Linked DNA regions of Homo sapiens: region 2 is linked to region 1. A link is an interaction called in ENCODE POLR2A ChIA-PET data of the cell type or tissue named here. Cell type or tissue: A673. All regions are shown on one strand.

Region 1 (5,000 bases):
CATGATGAAAACTAAAGTGATATTTTCACCAGACCTGCTCCTCTGGGTTACTTTTTCCCATTTCAGTAAATGACAATTCCATTTTCCACTTGTCCAGAAGAAAAGTCTTTCTCTTTCTCACATCCCACATCCAACACATCAGCAAATCATGTCAGCTTCTTAGCACCTCTCTCTTCTTACCTATTCCACATGTGCACCTTAATGCAAGCCACAATCATCTTTTCCCTGGGCCATTCCAGTAGCTTCCTCTCCTGCTTCCACCCTTGCTGCACCATCATTTAATCTCCACATGGGTAGCCAGAGCCATGCTTTTAACACATGAGGCAGAGTATGTCCGTCCTTTACGCACAACTCATCCAGTAGCTCCCCATCTTACTCAAAATACAGAATAGGGCCCGTAAAACCCCACATCATCTTGTTCCTGGATACCTCTCTGATCCCATCTGTTATTCTCACCGCTCACTCTGCCACAATGGCTTCCTTTTATCCTTCTGCTCCTCAGATGTGCGAAGTACACTGCAAACTCAGGATGTTTGCATTTTTTAATCTCTCTGCTGGAATGTTCTTCCCTCAGTGGCCACATGGCTTGTCTCTCACAGTTCAAGTCTTTCCTTAAATGTCACTTTATTAGACACAGACATTAAATGTGACCTTATTACACTTCCCTGACCACCATTTCTGAAATAATAGCATTTTCTACCCCTGGCGCCTCCTTTCCATTCTTTACTTTTTTCATAGTGATTAACACTTGACATACTGTGTGATAGTCTATTTATTTGTGATTTTTCTTCTCCATCTAGAATATGAGCATCATAAGAGCAAGGACTTTATTTTGTATTACTTCTGTTTCTCCATACTCTGGAACAGGGAGGCCCTTCATATACATCTATCAAACAAATGAGTACAAATACTCCCTAAGTCAACATCTTGGATTCAGATTCAAATATGGGTATAGGTTTTCGTTGTATTTTAGTAGTTTTTGCAAACTTTGACTTTCCAAATCATTTGGGAAAGAAAACAGTTACCACCAACTCTTTAAACACTCACACTTGCTCATTTGGTTCATGTGCAAAAGCTTATTAGTCATCATAAGCCTTGTGTATTAGCGTATATCACCTGGAGACAGTGACCACTCACTGTCTCTGTCACACAACACAAGATACCATGAGGAACACTGAAAAACAACCCCTGCTGCCAAATAACGAAGAGTCTAGTTGGTGAGGGGGCAGGTCAGAGAGAATTAAAACATGAAACAGTCAGAGAACCATTAAGTAGAATGATGTAATAGAGTTCAGAGGTAGTGTAACATGATTCTTTTTCATTATCTCTCTGGTGGCAAGAGAAAGAAATGGTTAAACAAACCTGTGGGTCCTGGAACTGGGTAGTGCTTCTGTGTAAGGCTGGTTGATGGGAGAATCCCATTGCTTATTAGCATTTTAAAGGATAAGAAGTCCTGTTGTTTAACCTTTTGTTTCTCAGACTTATTTGACCAGGGACTCCCCTGCTTGTTAATACCTGTAATATCTGTGGAACCCACTCTGGGCCAGAGTATTCATCCTTCTCTTTTTCCCATCATTTAGTGACTACCAAATACCTAGTGCTACCCTGAGAAAACTGTGATAGCTGCTACAAAGCAGGCAGGAAAGCAGAGTGAGGAAGAGGGCCTGTGAATGTTGGACTTTAGGTGTCAGTGGACCCAGACGTCTTTCTAGGACCTAGGACAGTGATTGCAGCTGCAGAAGAGCTTGGTCTCCTTCCCTTAATGGGAGATGCTAAAATGGAACTATTGGCAGGAGCAGTTTGAAAGAACTTAAACTAATATACAGTCCCAAATATTAATTTGAAAGGAAATTAAGCTCTAAATTTTTTTCAATAAGTATGACATCATTGCAGTCCTTGAAGTTTCCACATGCATTAACTTACATAGCCTTGCTCCTCCGCAGTGGTGACTTATGTATCAATTGACAAATGAGTACTGTCTTAGGCAGAAATGTTCTCATTAGAAAATAGGCATAGAGGCTGGGTGCAATGGCTGATGCCTGTAATCCCAGCACTTTGGGAGGCCGAGGCAGGTTGATCATCTGAGGTCAGGAGGTTGAGACCAGCCTGACCAACATGGCAAAACCCCATCTCTACTAAAAAAAAAAAAAAAAAAAAAAAGAATACAAAATTAGCTGGGCGTGATGGCACACGCCTGTAATCCTAGCTACTCGGGAGGCTGAGGCAGGAGAATCACTTGAACCCAGGAGGCAGAGGTTACGGTGAGCTGAGTTTGCGCCATTGCACTCCAGCCTGGGCAACAAGAGTAAAACTCCCATCTCCAAAAACAAAAGAAAATAGACATAGATTAGTAGGCTTTTTTCTCACCTTTAGTTGTAGGATCACTGCCCCATAAGCATACACACTGTGCAGACATTAATGGTCCACAGGTGTATTACTGACTATTTCCTAGGCATATAATTTTCTGTGGGCATTTTTGTTTTATAATTACTTGGGGGAAAATTCTGTACTTTTCTTCAGACATGATAAATAGGCTGTTTATTGGCCTGTCAATTCAGTATGATTACCTTAGTCTACTGGAAACTGTAAATGTCAGTATATCCTTCTTAACACTAAGAGCTAGCGAGGAATAGATAAACTATTGATGGGGAAAATTATTTCTAAAATCAAATTCTATAGAATTAATATTAAAATAGGTGGAATTTTACCAGCAGTTTATTGTTAACAATTAATATATAGTCATAAAATATTTGATGTTTATAGAACTTAGGAAAGACAGAATTAATATCATTATCCTTTAGATGTGCATATCTGTATCAATGAAAATTTTCAGGGTTCAAATACAAAGTGTCAAGTTGAATTCCCATGGAGTTTATTGCTTACTATTCTACTTCCTAATAGAGACTGATTTTACATTTGAGATCTTTGGTGTAACAACAGTCCAGAACTTGGCCATGAAGAAGGAAGTCAGTAAAACAGGCTCTCTGAAAAACATAACTGCTTATGTATTTTGCTTCCTAGAAAAGACATGAAGCTATGTTGAGGCCTGATAAGACCTTGGAAGTCTTTAAAAGGATTAAATTTGCCACCTAAAAACATTTGGTTGTATACATCTGGCTTCCTCTTAATTTGTAGCATATTGAAAGCGACCAGAAGATAAAACCTTGAGAAGTGACAACAAGCTATAGGATATTGAATAAAGGGTCTCAAATTTTAGTATGCATGAATAGTTAAAGATGGACCTTTCTATACCCACCCCTGGAAAATGTGATTCACCAGGGCTTGAGTAAAACCTGGGAGTCTCAATTGCCAGTGAGTCCCAGGGTATTCTCTTGTAGATGGTCTCTGCACTACACTTCAAAAAATGTATGCCACTTCACTGGCACAGATACAGTAAACCATTTAATAGAAAACAATCTGAACTGCACCATTTGACAGCACCGAATAATAATCCATGCCATAATTCATTTATTCATCAGGTATTTACTGAGTGCCTGCTATATGTCACATATTAATAGAGATGAGAAATAAGTGGAACAAGATACCATCACTCCCCTGAAGTATTAAGTCTAAGAGGCTCTACAAGCAAACACAATATAAGGATGCTGTCTTTGAATCATTCATTCGTGTGTTAATTCATTCAGTGAACATTTATTGAAGATATATATATATATGTATATATATGCCAGACACTTTGCTCAAATAGGACATTCTCTGTTTAGATAGGTAAATGTCAGTTACCTAGAAGATTTACTTACATGGAAAACTTCCTTTCTTAATTATTTAGATGATTGTAGCCTAGCATCTCTGATATTGTGCCAGATAATTGTTATTTAAAATGAGCTCTTTTCAGTTATTTAATCCCTTATGTAGACTTCAGAATGTATCTGAATTATATTAATTTTTATATATTTTAAGAAGTTACAGTCATACATGCAATTTAAGGATGTAACATATTTTATTTGGAAACAGAATCTAGTCATATATCCCCTTGTTCATGATCAGTGGATGTAATCTGGATTGTTTTTGAGTTTACAGTGTGTTCAGTCAAGCTGTCCAGAACCAGCCCACGCCTGCACAGCCAGGAGTATACAACAACATGAGCATCACCGTTTCCATGGCAGGTGGAAATACGAATGTTCAGAACATGAACCCAATGATGGCCCAGATGCAGATGAGCTCTTTGCAGATGCCAGGAATGAACACTGTGTGCCCTGAGCAGGTAAGTGGCACACTCGCCACACACATGCCACACCACATCACAGTTAATTCTGAGGAAAATCAGGTATGTTGACAGTTACTCATCAGAAATAGCCACACTTCTTTATTCTTTCCCACTAACTTTTAATAATTACTGGCTCTTAAGATATACAATGAAAAATTTTGACAGACTTTTTTTTTTTTTTTTTTTTTTGAGATGGAGTCTCACTTTGTCACCCAAGCTGGAGTACAGTGGTGCAATTACAGCTCACTGCAGCCTTGACTGCCCAGGCTCAAGGGATCCTCCCACCTCAGACTCCTAAGTAGCTGGGACTGCAAGCACATGTCACCCTGCCCAGCTAATTTTTTTACTATTTGCAGAAACAAGGTCTCACTATGTTGCCCAGGCTGGGCTTGAACTCCTGGGCTCAAGCAATCCTCCTATCCCAGCCTCCCAAAGTGCTGGGATTACAGGTGTGAGCCACTACTCCTGGCCTTGACAGACTTTATAAATAAGATTTCAGTTTCATGAGATTTTAGTGTTTTAGATTTATAAAACAGTACATGGCTGGGTGTGGTGGCTTATGCCTATAATCCGAGCACTTTGGGAGGCCAAGGCAGATGGATCACAAGGTCAGGAGTTCGAGACCAGCCTGGCCAACATGGTGAAACCCTGTCTCTACTAAAAAAAAAACAAACAAAAATTAGCTGTGCGTGGTGGCATGCACCTGTAATCCCAGCTCCTTGGGAGGCTGAGGCATGAGAATTGCTTGAACCCAGGAGTTGGAGGTTGCAGTGAG
Region 2 (5,000 bases), 300 kb before region 1:
AAAATGGGAGTTTCCCTGTAGAAACTCTCTATTTGCCTGCTGCCATCCATGTAAGACGTTGACTTGCTCCTCCTTGCCTTCTGCCATAATTGTGAGGCATCCCCAGCCATGTAGAACTGTAAGTCCATTAAACCTCTTTCCTGTATAAATTACCCAGTCTCAGGTATGTCTTTATTAGCAGCTTGAAAACAGACTAATACATGTGAATATATTGGTATAGATATAGGTATTATTATGGCTATACTGGAGACATATATGTAGTTTTTTATATGGATGAAAAAGTCTGGAAAAATACATCTCAACAAGTTAACCGTGGTCATCACTGGGTGGTGATGTTATCGGTGTTTAGTTTTTCTTTCTACTTCTCAAAATAAGGCCTTGATGGGTTGGTTTCTTTTCTGCTTTCACTTTAGCTGTAATAATTCTCCGAGACTATTAACTGTTTTCAAAGTCTATTTTCCCATTCGTTTAGGTAATAGGACCCTTAACTTTTAGCTGAATACAAGATGACCAGAATAAAGACTACATTTTCCAGCCTCCCTTGAAACTAGCAAGAGCCGTGTGTCCCCCTTCTAGTTAATAGGATGCAATTAGAAATGTCACGTGCAATTTGGGGAAAGTGTCCTTGAATGGAAGATGCACTCTCCTTCCTTCCTTTTCTCCTTCTTGCTGATGAGGAGGCAGATTTAATGACTAGAAGTTGAGCAACCCTTTTGGACCAGAAGAATAAAAGTCACACCCTAGGGATGGCAAACTGAAAAGCTGGAAGAGGCCTGGGTTCATGACAATTCCGCAGACCTTGCCAAACTGGCCTTAGACTTCTCATCTCCAGATGTTTTACATGAGGGCAACATATACGTTTAAGGAATGATTAATTTGGGTTTTATGTTATAGACAAATCAAATCCTAACTGGTGTGAAATTAGTGTATAATTCATATTTTCCTTTGCTTCAGTAGTGAAGAATTTGTATTATATGCTCTTCCCCAGACACGCTTAACATAATTTCTGTAAGTGAACTGTCAAGCTTTAATTCTTATGCAGTTTTAAGATTGTTAAATCTTGCATATCTCTAGTTCAATGAAAACATTAGCATATGTTTACCAGAACACACATAAAAAAATGTTCATGGCACAATCCATTTGTAATAGCAACAATTTATTAAACCACTGATAAACATGGTTAAATAAATTGTGGTACAGTCCTGCTATTGAGTGTTACACAATGGTGAAAATGAATAGAGTATGATCTCAACATTATTGATCAACCTTAGCAATATAGTATTGAGCTAAAAGAACAAGTCCTAGAAGACAACATATAATACATTCAAAACAAATAAAACTAGTATACTGTTTAGGCCCACGCAAATGTGCAATGAAATTTAAAGAAGAGCAATGTATGATAAAAACAAAATTTAAAAGAATAGTTACTACTGAGAAGAATGTTGGGGTCTGGTATGGGATGGAACAGGTAGGTCGATGTATGTCATGGAGAGTTTTTGGCTTTTGGGTTGAGAGGTGGGGTTATGAGTGGTTTCTTGTATTATTATAACACATACAACGAAAATAAATGAAATGAGGTTTATTTAAAAACCAATGGGCCAGTCATAGCCCTTGATTCATGACACACTATTAATATGAATCAGAACTGTGATTAATCCAGTTTTGTGCTTCTGAAGTTCATAAAACAATCATACCACTTAGGAAGCTGCCTATTATGCAGGCCTGGTTTTATTTCTATAAATCAGGCAACAAGGATGGATGTGTTTCTATTTGTGTACCCAACTGTTTCCCTAACCAGGTTTTTAAAAATAAACTTTTAATTTTAGAATACTTTTAGATTTACAGAAAAGTTGCAAAGATAGGACAGAGTTCCTGTAACAACCCCCACCAACACCACTTCCCCTGCTGTTAACACCTTGCATTACTGTAGTACATTTGTTCCCACTAATGAACCAATGTTGATACATTATCATTACCCCTACCAGATTTCAGGCTTCCTGAGAGCACAGTCCATGCATTTTAGCATTCCCCATTTTGCATCTAGTCAGTATTCTGCATGTGTTGAATTGATGAGGAAATAAACTTTTTAAATGACCAAATTTTCTGCAATAAGAAGCTCCATATTTTATAATAATTTATAATTTGCTTTAAGTAGCTTTAGCTGCTTTGAGATAGAACCCTGAGCTAAGTTGGGTTTAATGTTCTTAAAAGTCATTGTTTCTGAATTATTTACCAACAGTCTCATTAGAATGAGCACGGGAAGCCAAATGCTGAACTGGGTATTTTTTTTTTCCTCCCTAAGTTTCTTTTCTAAATCAGGTCACGGAAAATGGATGCTATTTCTTTAAATAATATAACCAAGCTGATCCCTGGATTACAATTAGGTTACGTAACTTGCTTATGAGCTGCTTTTCATTAAAACTTGCAGTGGGCAATGGGGCTTTACGTTTCAGAGCAAAGCCGGGGAGAACAATCCTGCCGAAAGCCAGAACACATGCGGTGTCAGTGGCAGAGACTGCAAGAATTTCGGCACGAGATTGAGTTCAATGTAGGCGACTCCTTTTCTCTTTAAATCCTTAAAACATCCTTTGTCCTACCAAACTTGCTGGTTCCAAATACGTCTAAAACGTACATGCTGAGTGCCCACCCCATGAGGGAAGATCGCGTGGCCAGTCCCCAGAAGGCTGAGGAATGAGGAGCCCTCCAGGGAGAACATTATCAAGTTTCTGCAGAACCATAGCTCAGTTTTATTTCTTGCAGAACACACATTACTAGGAAACATTTTAAAGATGTGGACTAGGGAGGTAACAAAAACCTAGTTCCAGCCTATAACCATATATTTGCAAATAAGCATTTCATGGGTACGAAAATCAAAGTTTAGGGTGTCAGATCAGGTAGAAAACAAGAGGCATGGTGTCAAAACCCAAAGAAAAGAAGTCTGAAGAGAGTTGGGATGAGGGTTCATCAAAAAATACAAACATCTGTTCTGAAAAATGGAGAGAAAGCCAGCTTTCCCTAGAAAGGAAGTTGTTCGTTGCTGTTATACAGGATACTCACCACAGGATGAGAGACTTTTTTTTTTTTTTTTGAGACAGAGTCTTGCTCTTGTCACCCAGGCTGGAGTGGTGCAGTGCGCAATCTTGGCTCACTGCAACCTCTGCCTCCCGGGTTCAAGCCATTCTCCTGCCTCAGCCTCCTGAGTAGCTGGGATTACAGGCGTGCGCCACCACGCCTGGCTAATTTTTGTATTTTTAGTAGAGATGGGGTTTCACCATGTTGACCAGGCTGGTCTTGAACTCCTGACCTCATGATCCCCCCACCTCGGCCTCCCAAAGTGCTGGGATTACAGGTGTGAGCCACCAAACCTAGCCTTTTTTTTTTTTTGAGACAGAGTCTGCTCTTGTCGCCCAAGCTGGAGTGTAGTGGCATGATCTCAGCTCATTGCAACCTCTGCCTCCCGGTTCAAGTGACTCTCATGCCTCAGCCTCCTGAGTAGCTGGGATTATAGGTGCATACCACGCTGCCTGGCTAATTTTTGTATTTTTAGTAGAGATGGGGGGGGGGGTTTCACCATGTTGGCCAGGCTGGTCTTGTACCCCTGAACTCAAGTGATCCGTCTGCCTCAGCCTCCAAAGTGCTGGGATTACAGGTGTGAGCCACTGTGCCTGGCCAGGATGAGAGCATTTTTGATACTCATATTAAGACTGCCTCCTAGAAGATGATAACTGCTGGAAATAAAAGTTTTACAATTAGAGTAAGCAAAGTTATCAGAGAATGGGACAAAACACTCTTTTTTTTTTTTTTTGAGATGGAGTCTTGCTCTGTCGCCCAGGCTGGAGAGCAGTGGCACGATCTCGGCTCACTGCAAGCTCTGCCTCCCGGGTTCACGCCATTCTCCTGCCTCAGCCTCCCGAGTAGCTGGGACTACAGGTGCCCACCACCACGCCCGGCTAATTTTTTGTATTTTTAGCAGAGATGAGGTTTCACCATGTTAGCCAGGATGGTCTCAATCTCCTGACCTTGTGATCCGCCCGACTCGGACTCCCAAAATGCTGGGATTACAGGCTTGAGCTACTGCGCCCGGCCGACAAAACACTCTTGACAATAAATTAATGGGGGAGAGCTCTGCTGGAGATTGAAGCAGAACAGGACCATGAGAAGAAAGGACAGTTTAATGCCAAAATTCTACCAAATACAAAATTCTTTTTTGAAATGGAATGATTGCATAGCGATAAAAATAGCAATCAGGAACAATTAAATGAACTTGGAGCCCTTCATGTACTTGAAGAAACACCTGTAATTTACTATATGGGAACAGCCAAAAGGATAATTATTTAAGCAGCTAAATTAAGGCTTGTTTCTTAACTTTTGATAAATGTGATCTCTTACAAATTCTCAAAGTAGAGAAGGATATTTTATTATACAGCTGTCTAAAATATTGGTTAAAGAGAACTCTTTTGTTTTAACTTATAGTTAACTTTTTTAAAAAATTATGGTTAACTTTTAACTTTCAACTACCAATAGTTCATATTTATAGTTGACTTTTGTAAGTTTTTAAACTGAAAAATAAACTTTTAACTATCAATATGACCAATGTAAATGTGAACTATATGCTTGGATGCAAAGCAGTTCATTAATTCTAATGGTATTGCACATTAATCTTGGCTTCAACACAGTCCAAAACTTGCCTAAGCCCTGTTGGTTGCTGGGGAGTTTTTGATTCTTGTGTATGTGTCTAATTTACTAATGAACCTTGGTGTCATTTAGGGCTGAACCAAGAGCATCTGAACGGGTCTGGCCGATCCCAGGCAGCTGGGGAAGGACACCTCGGTGTACTGAGCAGAGCTGGAAGAACACCAGCGCTGGGATGAGTCAGATACTCTCAGAGTGTGTAGTGAGTCAGAATCAGTGCCCCCACTCCCCTAGCTGTAGCAAAAAAACAAAAAATAAAAAGGAAAAGAAAAAAGGAAGGTATTAAAGGACACACCACAAACCCCCTC

What was found. ChIA-PET counts read pairs that join two places held together with the same protein. Peaks named below come from ENCODE experiments on the same cell type or tissue, not always from the same donor. Only the 100,000 strongest peaks of a DNase experiment are listed, where the experiment ranks them.
Region 2: POLR2A ChIA-PET joins it to region 1 with 5 read pairs; 3 of 35 experiments call an interaction of 5 or more read pairs at or near these places.

What each region holds. Positions count from the first base shown.
Region 1 is chr2:24,753,935-24,758,934 of GRCh38, forward strand. It overlaps NCOA1 (nuclear receptor coactivator 1), which reads left to right. Exons shown (of 23, transcript NM_003743.5): 21 at 4,039-4,222. Among named protein-coding and RNA genes, the nearest start is that of PTRHD1, 37 kb to the right of the region's middle. In A673, no CTCF peak of the experiment used is centred here; no DNase peak of the experiment used is centred here.
Region 2 is chr2:24,451,954-24,456,953 of GRCh38, forward strand. All of the region lies in intron 2 of LOC105374329 (a long non-coding RNA gene), which reads left to right. Among named protein-coding and RNA genes, the nearest start is that of NCOA1, 37 kb to the right of the region's middle. In A673, no CTCF peak of the experiment used is centred here; DNase peaks (open chromatin) are centred at 2,438 and 4,858; H3K4me3 peaks cover 1,261 bases; H3K27ac peaks cover 840 bases.